Linked DNA regions of Homo sapiens: region 1 is linked to region 2. Evidence: chromatin loops called from intact Hi-C (ENCODE). Cell type or tissue: B cell. All regions are shown on one strand. Links, peaks and the distances in the headings refer to the core of each region. The heading gives the core; the rest is flanking DNA. Region 1 has its middle 52 kb from the start of LINC01104. Region 2 holds the start of CHST10 (carbohydrate sulfotransferase 10).

Region 1 (12,311 bases), core at 1-8,000, 160 kb after region 2:
GGCTGCAAGATCTGGGGCAGGGAGGTCCGGTAGAGGCATGCGGGTAGGCACATGGGAGTGGCAGGCGGAGAGCGTGATGACAGTCTTATTACATGATAGTGCTCACTGGAGAGCATCCACCACAGAAGACGCTCCTAGCAGCCAAGTAGGCGAAATGACTCAGTCAGGTAACATGGGCCAGCCTGTGTCATTGGCCCCCCAGTGCTGGCACAATGGTGGCAGGGATGGAGGCTATGAGTGAGCCCAATGGCACAGCCTTCTACTTACCAAAGATAATGTAGCTACTGCTTCCACCAAGTGTCCAGTCTGCCAGTAATGGAGACAAATACTGAACTTGATAGAAAGCCGAAGGGCCACTGACTCATTCTGAAATCTAAATAGACTGCTACTCTGAGTACAGATTTCTCTCCCAACCAGAAGGCCTCCATCAGAAGCACTAAGACAGGGCTCATGGAGTGTTGGCTTTGTCGGCAGTGGACAGCACCTCCATTGTGAAGGACGCAGCATGGGCTGTGATGGTGGATGCCTGTCACCTACTGAACTAGACAGGAGCTTCTGATCTTATAGGAAATTGGCATGGCTGTTAAAGGCCTAGTGCCAGCTCACAGGCACTACCTGACAAGAATGGGATGCTGTCCTCCAGGATGCAGGAGGCACTTGGGATCAAGCACTTTTACATGACACTTTGTCCCCAGTAGAAAGCCCTCAGGTCTGGAAACCAAGATGTGCTGACTCCAGCTCCCAGAAGCCAACTTGGAGCATCTGTGCTTCCCATGCCCTGAATTCTGAGCTCTGCAGGTTGAAATGTCTGGGTTTCCAAAGGGAAATTTTTCCCTGGGGACACAGCGACCCAACCCCTCACTCAAACTCAAAGTAAGGGAGTGAACTGCTAAGGTCACAGACTAACCTGGGCCTATGCTAGGCCCCAGGCCTCCTGGATCCCTGCCTCTGGCCGGACCACGGTCTCAGGCAGGACCACTGCTTCTGATTCACACAACTGCCGCCAATGCCCTTTCACAGAGCGCATGGCCTCCGAAGGGTGGAGTCAGGCCAGGCAGTGTGGGAGCGTCCAGAAGATTCAGCACAGCATGCGTGAAGCGAGCACCTGCACCCAGCTGACACTCCCTGTGGGGAGGGAGGGCTTAGGGCTGGGGAGAAGGAGAAGGGTGGGTGTGTGTGTTGGGAGATGAGAGTCAGACATTTCTCCATGCCCCAGGGCCCTTTTTCTTCCTCCTCCCAGTCCTGAGGTGGGGGCTCTGACTCCTAGCACTATGCATACAGTACCCTTATTTCTAGGGGAGGAGGTGGAGATCCCTGCAGTCTGGCTAGGGAGGAGAGTGTGCTGTGTCTCACACCCTTCCATACCCAGGGAGAGTGAGGGGCGTGGTATTCCACACACCCCTGAGACCTAAGATCCCTAACATGGGCCTGGTGGCACACACTGTGGCCTGAAAGAGCAGTCGCTACTGCTCAGCAGATAACCAAGGTGCCAGCTGAGCGGAACCAGCCTCACAGGCCTGCAGAGGCTCAGATCTGCATGTTGGCCCAGACCCCAAAAATGGAACGGTAGGGTGCCCTCAAACCCATGCTCAAGGGTGCACAGGTGCCACCTGCCCCCAGATGCCGCCCCACCTGGGAGATTGTCCCTCCACTGTCACTGTGTCATGATGAAATCTTCAGAAGCCTGGGGATGTGGGGACTGGCCAGAGGCATCTGTGCCCCCAACACTCAACACAGTTCCTGCACAAAGATGCTTGTGGAAGGAAGGAGGGAGGGAAGAAGGAAGGGAAAGATGGAGGCAGGAGGGAGGGGAGGAAGGAAGGGCGGATTCTACTAGAGACCTTCTCTCATTCAGTGGTTCGATGCCACAGCCCACCATAAGGCTGTGCACGCCCAGTGTCTCGCTGGATGCTCATAGCTCAAGGGGCACTTGGGGGTGCTCCAGCCTGGGCACCAGAAGCTCTGCTGGGGCTGCATCTGATTCACATAACTGCAGCCACTGCCCTTAACTTTCCTCCATCGCCTTTGCTGAAGTCAGGATTCCAGCTGAGCCCCGTTCCTCCCTTGCCTCCCTCCCTGCCAAGATTTCTCATGCGGGCCTCTGAGGAGGTGGAGGCCTGCACCCCGCTATCAGGGAGCTCGCAAAAGTGAGTTTCCATCTGCCGAAGACCACCATGCACCCCTCGGTCCGAAAAATGCCACTGACTGACATGACTTTAGAATCTGGGAGTGCTGCACACTTGGTGGGGGAGGGGGAGGGAAGCCCCTTCTAGAAGGTCTGGGCTCTCCCTGGAGACTCTGATGAGGGTCTGAGGAAGTGGGATCCATCCTGTGCTGGCTGCTGTTTCCAAGACAGTCTCAGGAACAGCAGGATTGACTACTGTTTGGGTGCCAGCAAGAGCAAGGAGGGCTCAGCATTTGGGGATTCGTAGCAAAAGAGGGGTGCAGCAAAGCGGCTCTAGGGCACGATTGGTGAGGAAGCAGTGCTCACTCAAGGGAGATCATCCTGGCATTTTCCAGCTATAGGTTGACCCCGGGAGAAATGGCATTTTCGGCGGATGCTGCAGCTGGCTTTATCAGAGTGTGTCCTCCCAGCGGGATTAACAGCTAGGCTGCTTTCTTCTCTTTTCAGTCCAGGCTGATTTTGACTGTCACAGAGAAAAGTGTTCAAGAAGATGTTGAAGAAATATTCACCCTGACTGCAAATCCCCACACTGAGAAGTATTCCTTCTATTTACTTTGTACCTCCTATAATAACAAGGACAGCCTTCTTCACATGGTTGTCATGCAAATGCCTATAGAATAAATGAATGCATGCAAGAACGAATGAGTTATATGTTTTAAATAACGTTTTGGTTTTTTTAAAAATGTGCTAAATGTTTTAGGTATGTTAACTCCTTATGCCAACCTTATGAACATGTCATAGGACAATCTATTGTTATCCTCATTTTACAGATAAGGAAACGGAGGCTTTGAGGCATTAAGGCGCTTGCACAAGGTTGCAGCAAGTGTGGAATCGGGACCAGAAGACAGACAAGACAGGTTGGTCTGACTCCAGAACCTGCAGGCTGCGATGATACAGCTCAAGAGTGACACTGCTCCCTCAGAAGCCTGTGCCACCTCTTGTATTTCGGTTGTTTATTATTTTACTTTTTTATTATACTCCAGGTTCCTCAAAGGCAAAGGACCCTGTCCTAATTCATCCCCCCATTATCTTGCACAGAGCTCTGCTTGTAGTCTTTCATGGATACTTGATGATTCAATGAATAAAGAAGAAAGAGAGGGACAGAAGAGAAGGAGAGGATGGAAGGAAGGAAAGGAGGGAGGGGAAGGAAGGAGGGGGCTGTCATTTTGGTCAAATTTCCTTCATAAGGACAAGAGATGGGTAAGGCGAGCCCTTGTCTTTTGCGCCACCTGCTGGACATCCTCCAGTACTGCAGGGGACTGGAGAGCCCGGGTATGAGCTGCGAGCAGGATTTCCCTGCTTTCCAAAGATTTGGGATACATCAGCGACGTTGACAAGGCTTCGCTGAGAACCCAGGACGAATGGCTTCAAGACGACAAACCATAGGCCATATCATTGTGAAGCAGGACCACCCTAGATGTCTCTCCACTGTCACATGCCCTAGGCAGAGTTGGACGTCCCTCTGTCAAAGAGGCCAGTTGGAAGATCCTGTTGTCAACCAGCTCCATTTCCCCGCTGACCTACATAGCTACCCTTCTTCATCTCCGCTTGATCTTCAGGTGGCGCTGTGTCACACACTCTAGCTTTAAGTTTCTCTGTGCTCAGGCCTCTTTCTTGAGTGGCTATTACTTTAAAATATTTTATATTTAAAGATATTGGAGACCTTCACTTAAAGGAGCCCTGGAATGAGTCCTTTTATGAAGCCAAGGACCTTTTCACAAAGCCAAAGGATTTACCTTTATTGTACATTTAAAAGATTTTTTACAAAATCCTGGACACAGCTGTATAAATAGTAAAAGAGGATGAACTGATTATCTTTTACTGATCATGGTGAAACCAAAATCACCTAGTTTCACAGATATGTGGAAGGTTTCTCCTGGAGTCTGTAAGAGTGACAGCAGGTCAGAGAATGGATTAAGAGTCTGGGGAAATGAACTCTTGGGCAAACTTGCTTACTAGATACAAACCGAGTATAGTGCTCTGTCCTTCCCAACAATGGTGACAGCGGCCGCAGCTCCTTCCTCAAAAAGCCTGTTTTCATGCTGCTTCCTCCATTTACAGGGAAGTATCAGTGGTTACCACGCCAAGGGAGAGTGGCTTTGTAACATAGCTTTGGAAGCCTGAGTCCTGTGTCTCTGCCCCTTTGTTAGGTGCTGTAAGGTGAAGACTGTAGGATTTGAGTCATATCTAGTTTCAGATTTTGTCCCCAGCCCTCACTAGGTGTGGTTCAGTTAACCTAAGCTCACTAAACTTCACTTTCCTCACCTGTGAAATGGGATAACAAACTCATCTGCCAGGGTTATTCTGAGGATAGATAAATTCATGTAAACATAGTAAGCTCCAAAGAAATGGTAGCTGTTATTATCCCGAGTGGAGATGGGTGAGGCCTCTAGTAATCTATATCTTCATTCTCTCCTTCCTTCTAGGAATACGCTCAGCTTACAAACTACAGTTCCAATGGCCAATACGATAAAAGGAAGTTATTGGGTGAAACCTCAGGAAATGCTATTGAAGGGGAAGCTTATGCTTCTGACAGTCAGCCTCTGAGCTTTCCCTCTTCTTTCTTTTCCCTGCCTGGGACTCAGGAGTGAGAGGGGAGCTGAAGCAGATGTCGTGACCATGATGTAGGCTTGTGGAGAAATGCCATGTTTTAGGACTGGTGAAGCAGAAGACAGAGTTGGGGTCTCTCATGACATCGTGGGGCCTCCCTAGCAGCCCTGGACCACCTGCTTCTGAGAAATTTCAGATTACATAAGAGAAAGACACCCCTACCTAGCTGAAGCCCCTGTGACTCGGCATATGTTGGTAGCAGCCACATGCAGTTCCTCACCGGCTCACACATATTAGTGGGCGGCTTTAAGGAGAGACCTTGTCACACTCTGGCCCTCGCTGTCTTTATAAAATGTGGCCATGACTTTGATAACCCCATGGGCCCTCCCAGCTCTCACATGACAGCCCCCCATTTCCCCCTCCTGAGTCTGGGGGTGACTCAGTGCAGAGTTTCCTTGGTCTCATCTGTCTCTCTCTCTCCTTTCTCTGCGATGCAGCAGCCTGGTTGGGGCCTAGAAGGCTTCAGGCCAGCCATCCAGATCACCTGTTGCTGCCCCTCCAATGTGGCCCGAAGGGGTCGCTCTCAGCGCACCTTCAGAGCTGGAGGGTCCTTGTGGCCAGCAGGCTAGGTGGACATTGTCCCTGCAAGCTCAGCCCCGCCCTTCCCATTCCAAGCCGCCTCTGTTGCCTCTCCTCCTCAGTGGAATGAAAGCAAAACTTCAGCAAAAGACAGCAATTGGAGAATTGCTTAAATGAAGAAGAAATAGCAGTCACAGCCCAATGTCCATCAAGTGGCTACATTTGGAATTGGCCACATGGGGTCACTGCACCCTCAGGAATGGAGGGACTTCGGCAGGGTGCCTCTGTCTCTGAAGCATGGACTGGAGAAAGCTGCTGCCTGTGGAAGGGATGGGAGATGCTCCTTTTCTGCAAAGTTGAGCTGCCTGGGACATGCTAAGTCCCTCCCCACGGCCAGGCGGGAAGGCGCTTAGTGTAAGGCCTTGAACCAGAGAACAGTCTTCCAAAATATTACTCTTACCGTGATTTTCATTGTTATTACAGGATTTTGGAATTCCTACGTACTCTTTTTGTTGTTGTTCACAGCTGATGAAATCTGTAGATCCTCTCTGTAAAAAGGTGTGAATATCAAATGCAATAAATCCAGGTCCTGGATGGTGAGTGAGTTTCTGGCTCTGTCTGCTGGGTCTGCTGGGTGCATGATGCCAGGTAGCGTGGTAGAGTCAAAGGACTGTGCTGCAGGCCCCAGGCCTGGGTTTAAATCTTTGCTGGCTAGGTGACCTTGGACAAGGTGCTTCACTTCTTGGAGACTTGAAAGCCTTATTTATAGAATGAGAATTCTAATATCTACCTTGGTTTGGAGTTAATGTATATGGAGCGCCTATCAGTGCAAGGCACATAGTGAGCAATTAGTACATGACCATGCTCTTCTCGGGTTAGGGAGCCCAGGAAGAAGAGAGGCTGGGGAGAAGGATCTGAGCTCAGCTATATGTTCAGATGTAAGTTCTCAGTAGCCTGGGAAAGGCAGGTGCAGGTGGAGCTGGCTGTGAGCTCAGGAGACCTGAGGCTGCCACCTAGGGTGAGATACAGCTGCAGGTATGGGCATCAGCAGGTAACTGAAGCCACTATAAGTGATATATGCCAGTGCCTCTCAAGCCTTCACACACTCAGAAGCATCTGGGTTCACTGAAACACAGATTGCTGGGACACCCAATCCTGAATACTATGTGGTTGGAACCAGTTCTTTTAAGATGCACAACACAAGGCCTGGACTCACTGCTGTCTGATGCCTGGTCTAAAGCCAAGGGGGAACTTCAGAATTTCCATTTGGTTTGGAATTGTGCCTTAGGAAGTGTCTGGCACTGCCAAGCCCTGTACCATCACCTTGTTTGTTGCTTTATTATTGTTTGGTTTGTTTTTGTTTGTTTGTTTGAGACGGAGTCTTGCTCTGTCGCCCAGGCTGGAGTGCAGTGGCACGATCTCAGCTCACTGCAACCTCCACCTCCCGGGTTCAAGCGATTCTCCTGCCTCAGCCTCCCAAGTAGCTGGGACTACAGGCACACACCACCACTCCCAGCTACTTTTTCTATTTTTAGTAGAGATGGGGTTTCACCATGTTGCATGGGCTTGTCCCGAACTCCTGACCCCAAGTGATCCGCCCGCCTTGGCCTCCCAAAGTGCTGGGATTACAGGTGTGAGCCGCCACTCCCGGCCTCATTGCTTTATTTTTGCCTCCAAAATATTTCATTTGACCAATCCCTGGCTTTGAAACACTTGAAGATTATGGGTTTAAACAGTGGTTCTCAAAGCTCATTCTTGAGAGCAGCCATGTTTGCATCGCTTGGGAACTTGCCAGACATGCAGTCTTCGGCCCCATCCCAGATCTGCCAAATGAGAAGCTCTCGGGTGGGGACCAGCCAGCTGGGTTCTAACAAACCTGCAGCAGCCACGCATGTGCTCGAGAGTCAGAAAAGCACTGCACTAGAGAAAGGGTGGCTTGTGGCCATGCCTCAGCCATTCTCCTGTTGGTGAAGTCTGCCCCCAGCACCAGCTTCCTTAAGGTGACCCTTCCTTCTTCGGCATTCCCAACCCCTACCTTTCCTGCTGCCCCCCATCAGACTCCAGGTGCTACTTGCTCATTCCTCCATCCCCTGCTCTGGCATCTAGCAGTGGGTAGCGATGAGTTCATCAGGTGTGCCAATTTTTACTGGTGGTGTAAGGGGAGTAATAAGGTCCCATCCCAGATTCACCTGCAAAAAAAAAAAAAAAATTGCATGCATTCTTAAGAACCTTAAAAAAGAGAAAGTACCACAAGGATGTATGCAGATGTGGGGATAGTCCGTGGCCTTTGGACACCCCTCAGATGGCTAATGCACAGACCGCCATTGGTGGGGCCATCATAATAGCAGTCCTAATAATGATGATGACGAGGACAGCCACAGCATCTGACATCTGCGGGCTCCTCACTGCAAGCCCATGGGCTCCACAACTATTATCCCATTTTACAGAGGAGGGAAGGCAGACTCAAGGAGCTTAGGTGACCCTGCTGCCATTCACACATCTGAGGACTGGGGGAGCAGGCTTTCCACCCCAGCCAGTTACCCCTGCCCTACACCAATGCCGTCCCCAGCTCTCTGCCCCCCAGACCCCATGGGGTGTCTCTGAAGAGACAATGCTAGCAGGAAGACAGCTTAATTGGAAGACATTTTCTTTAGGCCAACGAAGTCTATGCATCTTACATTATCTGGGCACATCTGTGGAATGAGCATCCTCCAGGAGGATGCCTCCAGGATCGTGAGCATGGAGCCAGGAGTGGGAGGGGCAGGAGCACTGTGCCCACAGGTGAACGATGGACCGTGAATGTCAAGTTCAAACTTCAGATGAGAAGGCGCTCCTCTCCTGGGGTGACAAAGGAGGGGAAATTCCTTCCTTCTGATCCATGAGAAGAGAGAAAAGGGCCCCACCCCCAGCACCCTGTATACAGTAGGTGCTCAGGAAATACAAATTGAACCCATGACTGGTCATCCGCCCAGGGCCGCCGAGTCTGGATTACTGATTTGGTTTTTCCGGGAGTCGTGTTTTCTAAGGACTCTGTTTTCTCTTGCCATGAAAATGTGCCTATTTTTAGCTTTGATTCGTGCAGGCTGCAGCATGAATCACCTAAAATGCCCCGCTAGAAAGAGCTGGGATTAGAGAGCAGGTAGTTGAATTGGACTCAGCGTCCCTGCATGAATGCAGGACCCTGAAGACCCTGGCATCTGGAAGGTGGAGGGCAGGAGGAACGCCCATGCCTTGTAGAGGGAGGGCTCTGGGCGTCCTGGGTATCTGACCCGCCTGTGTGTATTTAGTCCAGAAAAAGCAGGTTTTCACACAGTTCTTCAGTCTGATGAAATTCACCTTCAAAAGGCCCTAAATCCAAAAGCTAAAATGCAATAAAAGAAAATAAGATGCAAAGCCACGGCAGTGATTTTTTAGTTTAATTGGGAGCCTTCCTGGCTCACTCCTCATTCTCCTTGCCCCAAATTTCTCCAGCTTCTCTGGCCAGGGTCCCAACCACACTATAAAACTACCAATGACACCACCCAGGGTGCCAGGGACAGCTCAGGGCCCTTTGCATGTGCTGCCTCCAAGGTGGGCACTGGCCTGGCCCCACTGCCTAGATGGAGACACAGGCACAAAGAGACAAGTTGGCTTGCCCAGGGTTGTATAGGGGGCAGTGGCACAACTAAGGATCTGAGCCAGAAAATCAATGCCACTTATTGGTCTCTCTCATTGGCACGGGCCCTTCCTTTCCTCATCACTCCCTGGCACCCACCTGGGAGGAGCTGTGATGGCCAATCTTATGTGTCAACTTGACTGGGCCACAGGGTGCCCAGATGTTTAGGCAGACATGATTCCAGGTGTTTCTGTGAGGTTGTTTTTGCGTGAGATTTACATTTAAACCAATAGAGAGAGTAAAGCAGATGGCCCTCCCTAATGTGAGGTGAGGGGGTTGCAATCAACTGAGAGCCCAGATAGAATAAAAAGGCTGAGGAAGAGGGTGCCTCTCCTACCTGACTGCTGTCATTTGAATGGGAACATCAGCTTTTCCTGGTTCTCCAATAACTTTCCATCTGTGGACTCTAACTGGGACATCAGGCCTGTGGATTTGCCAGCCTCCACAATTGCGACAGCCAATTCCCTAGAATAACTATATTTCTGTGAATACAGATACACACTTTCTATTGGTTCTGTTTTTCCAGGGAACCCTCATCTAGGAGCTTTTCAATTCTATGCTTTTTGCAGCCCCAGGACACTTAGTGAAGCACCAAAGCTGTCGTGGGGACAACAAAGGTCTTTTGAACCCAGGGGACCCCCTTCCCAGTGGACCCTCATCCCTGAGAAGAGCGTTTCCTCCTCCCTGCCCTCCAGGAAGGGCTGTGGGAGGAAGCGCAGGCCCAGGAGGTGGGCAGGGTGGTGGGTGAGCGGGGTCAGGACTGGAGGTCAGGAGCGATTGGGGGCCAGTGAGGGACCGGTGGGAGCAGAGGGGATGTCAGCCTGTGGCCCCCAAGCAGAGGTCGGAATGCAGCCTCCCCGTCAGATGCGGCCCCTGACACTGGGGGCACCAGCAGAGATCAGGTGGGGGCCGGGGTGGCAGCCAACCCTAGTGTCCCAAGGGGCGCCCCAGGGCATAGCAGACTCGCTGCAACATCTGTTTCTTATCACTTAGTCAGAAAACAACATATTAACTCAGAAAACAACAATGAAGCACCTCCCTTGCCCAGGCTCTGTGATGGGCCCCGGGTACAGGAAAGTGAGCAAAGCCCAGGCCTGCCCTCAAGGGAAGACAGACACAGCATCGCCCCCAATATTAATATTAGCACCTTCCATGGAGCTCAGCGTGCCATGCACTGTTCCTGGTATTATTCTAGCCCCATGTACGGTCACCCCCTTATCCATGGGAGAAAAGTTCCAAGACCCCCACTGGATGCCTGAAACTGAGGTAGTACCAAATCCTACAATACTGCTTTTTCCTAAATGTACATACCTAGGATAAAGTTCAATTTATAAATTAGGCAGAGAAAGAGATTAACAACTAATAACAAAATAGAACAATTCTAACGATATACTGTAATACAGTTATGTGAATGTGGCCTCTTTCTTTCTCAGAATATCTGATTGTACTGCACTCACCCTTCCTGCGATGAGCGAGATGGTGAAATGCAGGCATGATGAGACAAATGGAGGGAGTGGACAGAACAAGAGTCTAATATGCTGCTCAGAATGGCAGCAATGAAAAACTTAGGAATTGCTTATTTCTGAAAATTTCCATTTCATATTTTCGAACCATCATTGATGACTGCTAACTGACACTGTGGAAAATGAAGCCATGGACAAGAGAGGCTACTGTATGATATTAATTCATTTCATCTTCCCAGCAGCCCCGTGGAGGAGGTACTATTACCCCATTTTATATATGAGGAAACTGAGGTTTTACCCCATTTTATATATGAGGACAGAGAGGTTAAGTGATTGGCCTAAGTTCACACAGCTCTCAAGGGCCAGATCTGGGGTGTGTACCCAAGTAGTCTGGCTCTACTTAATGATAAAAAATTATAACGCAATACTAAAGTGCAACCCTAAGGTGTGCAGCAGGCGCAGTGGATGAACAGATGGGGCGTTCCATGTGGATGGGCAATTATGGACCGAATGTTTGTGCCCCCCAGAGTCTCATGTTGAAGTCTTAACCCTGCAGTGTAATGGCTTTGTACTGGGAGGTGGGTCTTTGGGAGGTAATTGAGGCATGAGGGTGGAGCCCCCATAAATGACATTGGAGTCGTTATAAAAGTGACCTCCGAGAGCTCTCTTGCCCTCTTTCCACCATGTGAGGACACATGAGAAGCTGACAGAGGGCCGTCGCCAGAGCCTGACCATGTGGCCCCTGACCTGAGACTTCCAGCCTCCAGAACTGTGAGCATCAGTGTTTATCTTGAAGCCTCTCAGTCTATGGTAATTTGTTATTGCAGCCCCAACTGACCGAGACGCTAAGGGCTTCACCGAAGGGGAGAGGCCAGGCCGGGTCCTGAGGCAAGGGTAGGAGCTTGCCAGCAGGTGGTGGTGAGGCCACAGAGTCCTGATTCAAGGCAGAGGCAAGAACTTCACGTTGGAGAGCGAGCCCAAGGCCGGGAGGCTGAGGGGAAATTGGGAGAAGTCAGGAAGGCTGGGTTGTAGGAAGCTAGCCATGGCCACTTGGATCCAGAGGGCCCCTCTACAGACGGGAGAAAGGCCAAGAGTCACACCAAGGTACCACACAGTCACCTGACATGACACATCTGGCCGGGCAGGGGCTGCGAGAGCCGCCCATTTGGGCAGGGAGCCGTCATTCAGGACTGACATTGTTCACAACGGAGCTTGTGGTGGTGATGAAAAGAGGGCTAAACTTGAGTTAGTTTTCTTCTCATTTTAAATTCTCTATAGACAATGCACCTCCTGCTTCCCTTGTTCAGGCCAGCCACTCCCACCACCATTGGTTAAAAGATAATAAGGCCGGGCGCAGTGGCTCACGCCTGTAATCCCAGCACTTTGGGAGGCCGAGATGGGCAGATCACGAGGTCTGGAGATCAAGACCATCCTGGCTAACATGCTGAAACACCATCTCTACTAAAAAAATACAGGTGTGGTGGCGGGCACCTGTGGTCCCAGCTACTTGGGAGGCTGAGGCAGGAGAATGGCATGAACCTGGGAGGCAGAGCTTGCAGTGAGCCAAGATCCTGCCACTGCACTCCAGCCTGGGTGACAGAGCAAGACTCCATCTCAAAAAAAGACAAAGAAGAAGAACCTTTGGAACAGCTGGGTCATCCGGGCAGAGTGTTTGGTTTGGTTGCTGTTTTTTTGGGTGTTTGTTTTTTGTTCATTTAAGCCTGGATTCCTTAGTATATATAGGGTAACATTCCCTTAAGACAACTTAAATACAATGTCAGCCACACATGCAAGCCACATGGGTAATCGAGTAGCCATATTTTTTAAAAGTGAAGAGAAACAGATGAAACCAATTTTAATATTACTTTATTTCACTTAA
Region 2 (10,885 bases), core at 2,704-10,703:
AAATTTCCTAGATTTCCTGCTGTTGTCAAATTATTAACAAGTTTAATTCTGTTGTGGTTAAAGAACATACTTTGTATGATTTTAATTTTAAAAAATGTACTGGGGCTTATTTTACAGATTAGCCTATAGCATATATATGAGGATAAATGTTCTATGTGTCCTTGAGAAGAATGTATATCCTACTGTTACTGGGTGGAGTGTTCTATAGATGTTTATTAGATCTGATTTTTATAGATGAGAAAAATGAGATCCAGATGGGAGTAATGGATTAATTCAATGTCACATACCAAGCTGGCCAGGGGTCACATGAATTCCTGGGGTGAATCATGTGAAACTGCCACTTGAACATCAAAAACTGTTAAAAACCAACAAATTCTTATAGTTCAACATCATAGAACACAAGCCTCCTGACTTTCTGTCCAGTGTTTTCATCACTGAACTGGTATCCTGTATTAGGGCAGGCTGTGCTGTGTAAATCATATGTCCTGAATTATCCTTGGCTTAAAACAATAGGTATCAACTACTTGCTCATCACATTCCATGAGGATAATGCAACTTTCCTCCAGATGGTGATGTAGGGATCACAGCTGCTTTCATCTTGTGCGTCCACCTTCTAGAACACATGGCACATATCAGAGGAAGAAAACTTCAGGATCATAGGTATGTTCTTAAGGGTGAGCCCTAGGGGTGGCTTAGATCACATCTATGCACATCTCACTGGCCAGAACCCAGTCATGCAGCCCAAACAAACTCTGTGGAGTCACCTTACTTACAGCATAATTTTGTATCCTTAGCCAATTCCACTGGGAATGTAGTCTAACTTGACAGTGGGAGGTGTCTGTGATCTCACCTCAAGAATTCAGCACTTTTTAAAATTTTCTTATTTTGGTAAGTGTTAAAATATATTTTCAGGAATTCAAAATGTAGGGCTTGGCAGGGCATGGTGGCTCACTCCTGTAATCTCAGCACTTTGGGAGGCCGAGGCAGGAGGATGGTTGGAGGCCAGGAGTTCAAGGTCAGCCCAGGCAGCATAGCAAAACATCATCTCTAGTGAAAATAAAAATTAAACGTAGGTATTGAAGATGTCTCTTGGGCTTAAAATATGAAATAATTCCTCTTGTCTAATTTTTTCAAATGTGCAGCCCTATTATGTTTTGGATAATTTAGAAGTTCTTAACAAGGCAAAACAGCTCCCCATTAAGACTGTAATAAACACACCAAAGGTTTCCAAGGGCTAGAGTATGGAATCCAGCTTGTTTCATTCAGCCATCTCCTACTTAAAAACAAAAAGTCTTTGAACTGCATTGCCATCTATAAATAGGAAAGGGAAATCAACTTCTGTAGGTTTGTAATCCCTGCCTCCAACTCTACGTCTACTGAAAAGGGCCCTCTGGCTGAACATTTCTCAGTTATGGTACAACACAGAGATGCCTGGCTGCGGTCCCTACAGTTCTACAACTTTACCCTGGACAGAGTCTCATTTCAACTCTGGTAAGCTTCTCATATACCCACCAAGTGAGCCAAATGGAAATTTTCAGTGTGCTCAGAGAAAGGAACCGAGATATGTACTCTCTGCAATTTTCTATTACATTTACTGCCAAGAGTGGCCAAGAAGTCATTTCCAAACCCACTTCTTAAAGGAACCCCAAGAAAGCCTGAGTGACTGGTAGCCACTGTGTATACTGAGAGGAGAGTTCAGGACTAGGAGGGCCAGGATTCTAGGAATTGTCCCCTCCTGTGGCTGACATGGAAACTGCAGGAGCTTCTCTGTAGCACAGCTAGGAGCTGGGGAAGAGGCCGGAGGGAAAACAAAGTCAGATTCTAGCACCTAGCACTAAAGGACCCTGAGTTCATACAGGTTGAACCCAAAATGAAGAATAGGGGAGAAATTTATCAAATTGTCTTAGAATGCTGAGGGGAACTGGCAAATCCCTACCTGTGTAGGAGATGGTTCTCCACATGACCCCATCCCTGTAAGAGATATATTGGTTTTTCTAGATGCATCTGTTCTATTATTCCACTTTCAGGAAGGGCCTTGGTTTGGTTCAAAACAGAAATATTCACTTCATAGTGGGTGGGGTGGGAGTAGCGGGTTGTTAAAGAACCTGGTATATTTTCCTTTTACTATTAAGAATTTGGGTTTCTTTGAGAACAGAAGTTCTCAATCATTTTTTCCTGAGAACCCATTTACACTCTTAAAAATTATCAAGGAACCCAAAGAGCTTTTGTTAATCTGGATGATATCCATCTATACTTATAACATGAGAAATTAAAAACCTTTAGTAATCCATTTTAGAAAATGAATATTCCCATTATATGTTACTTTAAATAGCATACTTTAAGGAAAAACAGCTATGTTTTTCAAAACAAAAATATGGCATTGTTTACCCTTTTGCAAATCTCTTTAATGTCTGGCTTAATAGAAGACAGCTGGAATCATATACTTCTCTTCGCACTCAATCTGTTGCAATATATTGGTCAAAGAATATGAAGAAACTCCTTCCTCACACAGATAAGTAGAAAAAGGAAGAAATATTTAAATCTTTTCAGATAATTTGGGGGTATTTTGAGTTTCCACACCTAAACCCAACAAGTGGTAGCCGTCTAAAGGTTAGTACAATGTGGAATCCAAAACCCTATCAATAAATATTTTATATTTGGTGACATTAAAACTCATCACTTTGGCATGTTTTCCAACACCAACAACCATTTATCTGATTCTCCACACACCAGTTGGCTGTCCTACAATTCAACTTAATCCTGACACTAACTACCTGGAGTTACAGTCAGACTCCACAGGTTCAGGGCTCAGTCTCACAAGACTTCCCTCACTTCAGATGCCAGTTGCAAGAATTGGGTCCCCAGATTATCCCACTTCTTTCCAGCTTGGCTATAAATCAGGGGTTCCATGACTCCCTCCCTCCTGTTTGGTGATCTGATAGAATAGCTCACAGAATTTGGGAAGACAGTTTATGTCCTACTATGTCCAGTTTATGTCCTGTTATAAAGGATACAACTCAGGAACAGTCAGATGGCAGAGATGCATGGGGCAAGGTAAGTGGAAAGGGTGCAGAGCTTCCCTGCTCTCACTGGGCACACCACTCTCCCAGGACCTGAATGTGTTCACCAACCTGGAAACTCTCTGAACTCTGTGGTCTAGAGGTTTCCATGGAGGCTTTATCATGCAGACATGATCCATTATTAACTTAATCTCCAGCCCCTCTCATCTCTCCAGAGGACTGGGTATAGGGCAAAAAATTGGAGGCTTCCATACGAGGCCTGGTTTTTCCAGTGACCAGTCTCCATCTGAAAATATTTAGGGGCCCAGCAAGAGTTGCTTCATTAGAACAAAAGATACTCCTATCACCCAGGAAACTCCAAGGGATTTAAGTGCTTTATGTCAGTGTATTAGTCCATTCTCACACTGCTATGAAAAAATGCCCAAGACTGGGTAATTCATAAAGAAAAGAGGTTTAATTGACTCACAGTTCTACATGGCTGGGGAGGCCTCAGGAAACTTACAATCATTGTGGAAGGCACCTCTTCACAGGGCGGCAGTAGAGAGAATGAGTGCTGAGTGAAGGGGGAAGCCCTTTATAAAACTATCAGATCTTATGAGAACTCACTCACTATCAGGAGAACAGCAGCATGGGGGTAACTGCCCCCAGGATCCAATTACCTCCCACAGGGTCCCTCCCATGACACGTGGGGATGACAGAAACTACAACTGAGATTTAGGTGGGGACACAGCCAAACTGTATCAGTCAGGAACCAGGGTCAAAGGCCAAATACATATTTCTTATTACACTACAACTGGTTGATCACTATACAATATTTTTTTACAACTAGTTGTTAGTACTACTTCTGATCTCATCAGAAAAATCTTTAAATATTGGGAAGCTGTCAAACTTACAGTGATGGATACAGGTTTTGCAAAAGTCTGATTTTTCACTTGAAAGCTTGAATGTTATCACAGACAACAAACACTATCATTTGTTTTTCTTGAAGTGACAGGCCCATGTCATTCATTTTGGAGGAAATGTCTGCCAAATGCCCAAATCTGGGTAACTGCAGTTTGTCTGTCAGTTCTGCTTTCAAGTAAAACTGGCGTTCCATAAAAAAGAGCTGCAGCTTGTGCATTGCAGGCCATTGCACAATGGCACGGCCTTCAGCAACCATCATCCTTGGGATGCAGCAGGATTGTTTCTGTGCATTTCCCACCCTGTCATGAGGGACATGACTGCTTCACGGGGGACATTCTTCAGTGACACTTTGTGTTTGTTTTTACTGCAAGTGCATGGTGGTGAAGGATGCAGTTACTACTGATTTGGTGTTGTCCCACTGCTGGGATTTGTGCTTACTTTTGCACAATCAGAGCAAATGTCTACATTGTAAAGAGGACAAATAATGTCCCAGTTCAACTATGAAAACAGTTTTGTCATTGCAGATCCTCTGAAAGGATCTTGGAGACTCCTAAAGATCCACTTTTTGGAGATCACTCTTTGCGAACTGCTATTTTAGAAACAATCCTCCTGCTACAAAGACTAAATATTTGGCTCACACGTGTAATCCCAGCACTTTGGGAGGCTGAGGCGGGTGGATAACTTGAGGTCAGGAGTTTGAGACCAGCCTGGCTAACATGGTGAAACCCCGTCTCTACTAAAAATACAAAAATTAGCCGGGTGTGGTGGCACGCACCTGTAATTCCAGCTACTTGAGAGACTGAGACAGGAGAATCACTTGAACCCAGGAGGCAGAGGTTGCAGTGAGCTGGGATGGCACCACTGCACTCCAACCTGGGCGACAGAGCGAGATTCCGTCTCAAAAAAAAAAAAAAGACTAAATACTAATATTTTCCTAGACATTCATTTATAGGAAAAAAAGAGGAACTATTTTGAAAAACTCCAACAAAAAAAACCAAAAAACCTCAGTTACCTTAGTTGTCAATGTGTAAGCCTCTAGAACAAACTCCATCTTTTAAAGTTTTGAACAGTATCTTGGGAATGCAGTAATAACAGTGACAATAGTGTGTGTTTGTTGCAGTGTTTACTACTGCGGGATGACTGTGCTTTGTATTTTAAATGCATCCTCTACAATATTCTTTAGTACCACACTTTTTTTTTTTTTTTTGAAGGAGTTTCACTCTTGTTGCCCAGGCTGGAGTGCAGTGGCGAGATCTCGACTCACCGCAACCTCCGCCTCCTGGGTTCAAGCAATTCTCCTGCCTCAGTCTCCCGAGCAGCTGGGATTACAGGCACGTGCCCCCACTCCTGGCTAATTTTTTTTGTAGTTTTATTAGAGACAGGGTTTCTCCATGTTGGTCATGCTGGTCTCGAACTCCCGACCTCAGGTGATCCACCTACCTCCGCCTCTCAAAATGTTGGGATTACAGGCGTGAGCCACCACGCCCGGCCTAGTACCACATTCTGTAGATGAGAAGACTGGGACACAGAGAGATGAGAGTGTGACAAGGTCAACAGTCATATGCAGTGACTAAGGCTCTGAATCCACGTGGTCTGATTCCCAGAGCCTTGATCCTTAAATCCTGCATAATATGCTGCATCACATCCAAGCTTCACATTTACTTACTTCTTTTCTGCCGTGCACGTGTATCGATTCAAATCCTCAAAGGGAAACCCAATGTCTCATCTCAACCACAGGGCCCCAAAAAAGGGCTCAGTAAACGTCTTCTGCATGAGGGACAGAACCTTTAAACCATGATTAGTAATGGGGCTAGAAGTGAAATACTCAAACAGCCAGCTCCCTCAATATTATTAACTCATTAAGGAGGGAACCAATAAAAAAGAAAAAAAACAAAAACAAAAACGCTTGTTCCTTGAAAGCTTTGAAAAATTGTGTGTGTGTGTGTGTGTGTGTGTATACATACACGTATCTATTTTACTTGTTTGCTAAATAGACACAGATATAGTCGGGTAGTTAACAAACATGTAGGTTGTATAAAAATAAAACTAGTTTATCTTCTTTGGGGCAATAAAATCCCAATACCTTTGAGGTTGACTCAGGCCTTATCCATTTCTGCAGGTTAAGAAGTTACAATTCTTCAGGTCTGTAAACTGGTCAGGCCGTTATCATTGTCCTTCGTTAATCCACTGTACCTAGACAACAGTTACATCCCCAACCCGGACAGCCAAGGGGGTTCTTTAAAGAATAGAACGTCCCCCTTTTACTAAGTAGGCTTATTAGAAAATGCTAGAAGTTACCCTTAACGCAAGCAAGTGGCCTTTTTCCAAGTTGGGGATTTAAGAAATTTACTTATCTATTTTTTGTATTTTTCCAAGGTGGTTTTGTGTGTGTGTGTGACTTTGTTGTTGTTTTGGTTTGGTTTTTTGCCTTTTTCCAAGTTTGGGATTTTTTTTCTTTCTCAAAAAGCGAACCTGTTTTCTGGATGGAGGCCCAGCGGGACTTGTTCCGGCCGCAGGTCTCGGTCAGAAAGAACGCTTTTGCAGCGGCAGAAAGGGAGACTCGGGATCCGGGCCTGGGGTCCCGCGGCCGCGCCCCTCCCCACTCCCCGCGACCCGCTGGAACGCGCACGGCCGGGGACGGCGGCGGGGACGCGCGCGGGCAGGCGGCGCGCACGGCCGGATAGGCGCGAGGGGGCCGCGTGAGGCGGTGCCGGCGTTCTGGCCCCCAAAGCCGGTCTAGCGCGCCGGGCGTCTTCCTTACTTCCGCTGCCGCCGCCGCCACATCCCGGGACCCGACGGGCCGCGGCGCGGAGGCCTCGGGGCAAGGTGGGGCGGGCCTCCCGAGCTCCCAGGACCCCGCGCGCTTCGCCCACAGGCCCGGCGAAGCCCGACCCGCGCGGCGCCCCCAGGGCCAGGGGAGGAGCCTAAGGACCCGGACGAGCGCCGCTCCAGTAGGGTGAGCTCGGGGACGCGCAGGCGGGTGGGTTTCAGCGCCTGGGCCCCTCTCCCCGCCGCGGGGCGCACGGAAAAACCGGGGAACCCGCGGGTTTTGTCCTGGCGAGCCACATCCCGGTGTGTTTTGGCGACTTGAAGACCTCCCTAGTTCGCGGGAGTAGCGGGAAGAGCCTTCCTCGCGTTAATTATGCAATAAGAAGGCGTCCTTGTGCGGGATGCTGTGACCCGCGGAATTATTGATATTGTGCGAGCCTACAATTTACTTCTTTCATCCTTGGCTGAGAATTTGCGTTTGTAATTGTAGATGGAGAGAGGAAGAAAGGGTTCAGCTTGGGTCCAAGGAGCATGCAGAGGAAGGCAGGGAAGAAGGAGCATGTGCAGCTTCGGTGCGAGGGGAGTCAGGGGTGGGAATGCACGTTCCCTGCCTGAGGGGCCCCGGGGTGCCCTGAGCCTCTGATCTTCGCTGTCAGGAGGCCTGTCCGAAGTTGGAGGTTGAGGCATGCAGTTCTGCACTTCTGGCTGGGAAGGTGAACCAGGTTTTCCAAAATGTCATTTTTGCTTTCCAAGTCTGCAAGGCAGGAAAGGGTTGGGCAGTGAATGGAAAGTAGTGCAGCCAGGTTCTGGTTAGCTCAGCGGCAGGACTGTCATAACGGTGGGTTTTTGTTGTTGTTGTTGTTGTTGTTGTTTTGTCTGAAAACCAGAGTCTGGGGCTTTGGGCCATGAGGAGTTGGGTTATTGCATTGCTTAGAGTGCCAGAGTGAGAAATGTCTCAGACGCTGTTAAAATTAGGCAGCTCAGTTTAGCTCTGGCTCTCTGATAACCAACCACCTCCTCCTTCACTCTTTTCAGTGACTGGGTTAAAATGAAAAGACACAAAGAGAGAAGTGGTCTTTTCCCTTCCCTCCCCATTATAATTAAGAGCTTAGTCCATCTTGGCTCAGAATTGGAATTCAGAATTCAGAATTGCTCTTGACCCTGAAGAATAGAATCTCAAAGAAATACCTGAGCAGAAAATTCTCTTCTTCGCTGAAATGAAAATTGGAGTGTTTGCAAAACTGAACAAAGAAAGGAAAGAATTTGTAAACATCACAGGCAACTTGCAGTTATATTCGGATCATTTTTCAGTGTTTGAGGAGTTCATACAATAAAAAGGTGAGAGAGAGCCAGGAATAGAAACAGGGGAGAGAGGTGGTTGCAGGACCTTAGAGATTGCAGAAACCCAGGAGTTCATTTTCTTTTCATACACTTCTGGATAACCTGGATGTGAGGACCATCAAATGCCGTACATGATGTTTCTAACAATGATGGACCACATATACAACAGTGGTCCCATAAGACTATACTACCTTATTTTTACTCTACCTTTTCTAATTTTAGATACACAAATACTTACCATTGTATTACAGATGCTTACAGTATTCAGTACAGTAACAGCAGTACAAGTTAGTAGCCCGGGAGCAATAGATGATTCCATATAGCCTAGGTGTGTGGTCAGCTGTACCATATAGCCTAGGTGTGTGGTTAGCTGTACTATCTAGGTTTATGTAAGAACGCTCTGATGTTTGCAGAAGAACATCGCCTAACGATACATTTCTCAGAAGGTATCCCTATTGTTAAGTGATGAATGACTGTATATAAAGCTTAATCTTTCAATCAACATAATAGGAAATTGCTTTTAATTTTAGCATTGAGTTCTTAGAGTAAAGGGAGGCAGAGAGAGACCGTGCTGCATGTGTCCCAGTCAGCTTGGGCTTTATTGTATGTTAAATGAGTTGTATGTTTATTTTGGTAGATCTCCTAAATCCATGATCTAATTCCATGACTTTGGCTTGTTTCTGGTTTTTTATGATATGGCATTTGGCTAAAATTTTCCAGGTGCTAAAGGTGTAAGGAGTACGAAAATCCAGAGAACATTTTGCATTGGAAGAATTGATCATCTTGTATAGGAATCCTATAACTATTTCAAACATACGAAACAGGCATAATTGGATTTGATTATTTTTGCTACAAAAAATGTTTCATTTTTCACACTAAGTTACATGGAAGAGTCTTTTAAACAGCTAGTGGTTTTGGTACATTTAGAATATTCATTTACCAAGAAATCCAAATATAACCTGCCTTTGTAAGAGACCCATTCTGCCAAATATATTTGAATCATCAAAATGGTTCACTATTTCCTTCCTAAGTATAAACCAAGTTGTATTAAGTAAGTTGATCTTGTAACTTTTAATAATGCTTTTTTTTTTTTAATTTTCCTATCCAGTGACAAGAGGAACCAAGAACCTCAGTTCAGGGGAAACACAGCAAGGAAATGTGAGCCCCAGGCTGCAGAAGGTACGTGAAGGAGAATGTGAGCTCATCAGTTATTTGAGCATGCCATTCAGTATTGTTCCTGCCTTTTTTCTTGCCTGTGCAGATTGTAAACTCTTGATTAGGAGTATGTAAATGTGTGCTTAGAAACGTTTCCTTAAATATAATAATAGGAGCATGCTCTGAGGCTGGGATTATGTGAGTTAGTACCTGCTGAGACCTGTGCTTGGTACAGAGTGAACCCCATACAGGTGTTTACTGTATATTATTATTATTGTTCATGAAAACCTGTCTTAACTACAGGTGTATTTCTCACTGGACAGTTAAGAGTGTTTTCATTCTCCTAACTAAGGGTGGTTAATCGTTCCAAGGCGGTAAATTGTAAGGATGACAACAGAGAAGACAAAGGAAATTTCTGTACGCAGATTGAGAGAAACCTTTACTATGAATTTGAAAGTCTCAGTGACATGCAATAGAACTTTATAGTATAAATTCATATGCCACACTTTGCATTATGGAGTTGTAATTTAATGATTCTATTGATAGGGTAATGCATTGTAGTTCAGAATGTGCTCAGGGTTGATGGTGAAATGTCCCCGTTTCTGCAGCCCTGGTCTGTCTAGTTCTCATCTCACCTGTCATCCTCCTGGGGTTACCAGTTCCTTGTACATTACCAGGTTTTTGTGTGTGTGTGTGTGTGTGAAGTTTCCTTTAGAGTCTGGCTGTGTTTTAAAAGTTGAGCCCTGGACATGTGATCCCTGGTATGTGTATGAGGTGAGGTTGTCAGTAAAGGGCCATTGACAGGCCTCCTCATCTGACCCACCCCTGTCCCTGCTTGCCCACTCTGCATGAGGAACACTGGCCTTCTTGCCACTTTTGGAATTCTGGGACCCAGACCACAGTCTTTGCCCAGGGGTCTGCATGGCTTGCTCCCACAATCTGTCCTGCCTTTTCTCAACATCCTGCCCATGCCCTTGTTTATTAGCCACTGCACCTGTCACCTGGCTTGATCATATACATTGATCACTTGATTTGTTTATGGCCCGTCTATGTCTGTTAGTAGGAAGCACTGTGAGAGCAGGGAATGTGTGTTGCTATATCCCCAGGGCCTAGAACAGCCCCGGCTCAGAGGAGGGCTTTGGTAAATATTGCTGAATGAAAAAATGTCTGGAAAAAGCCTGGTTAAGCAGAGTTAAGTGGGCTTATTTACCATGGGACTTTTCAGAAACTTTAGTAAGTGAATGCGCATATTAAAAGTGGGGCCTGGCAGGTGGGAGGCAAACTCATCAGCAGAGTAAGAAAGGCGCTGTGCTTCTGGATGACAACTCAGACATGGGGAAAAGCTGCTGGCGGGAATGGTATTGGCAGCTGAGCAAAATGAATTTACAAGTTTCCTTTTCAAAATGCAGGGGAGGAAGGATTTGCATCAAGAGATGGTAATAGTAACATTTCCATTGTTAGTTATTACAAACATGTACAATGTGTGCTATTTATCTTTTATTTAAGGTGGGGAAGGGGGAAGATTAGGGCTTCTTGTAGATTCTTCCTTCCCTGACCCTGCTTTCCCCATAAGGCCTTAAGTTCTTCAGCTGCCAGTTCATCCTTGTGGGTTGAACTGAGGAACCAAACCCTCTGGCTTGGTTTCAGATCCTGACATCTTGACTTGTGAAAATCCCATTTAATGACTGGAAGTAGGA

Evidence for each region. Hi-C counts contacts between places; a loop is a spot of excess contacts. Peaks named below come from ENCODE experiments on the same cell type or tissue, not always from the same donor. Only the 100,000 strongest peaks of a DNase experiment are listed, where the experiment ranks them.
Region 1: a loop joins it to region 2, with 11 times the contacts of the local background. A loop is called at or near these places in 4 of 110 quality-filtered maps.

The regions. Positions count from the first base shown.
Region 1 is chr2:100,254,148-100,266,458 of GRCh38, reverse strand. No RefSeq gene overlaps it. Among named protein-coding and RNA genes, the nearest start is that of LINC01104, 52 kb to the right of the region's middle. RefSeq lists an enhancer at 10,953-11,452. In B cell, for the core only: CTCF peaks have their summits at 3,219, 3,420 (motif pointing left), 5,331 (motif pointing right) and 5,533 (motif pointing right); DNase peaks (open chromatin) are centred at 3,418 and 5,558.
Region 2 is chr2:100,413,368-100,424,252 of GRCh38, reverse strand. It overlaps CHST10 (carbohydrate sulfotransferase 10), which reads left to right and starts at 6,585. Exons shown (of 7, transcript NM_004854.5): 1 at 6,585-6,879; 2 at 9,142-9,212. RefSeq lists silencers at 6,480-6,929, 6,940-7,089. In B cell, for the core only: no CTCF peak of the experiment used is centred there; a DNase peak (open chromatin) is centred at 6,732; H3K4me3 peaks cover 1,651 bases; H3K27ac peaks cover 791 bases.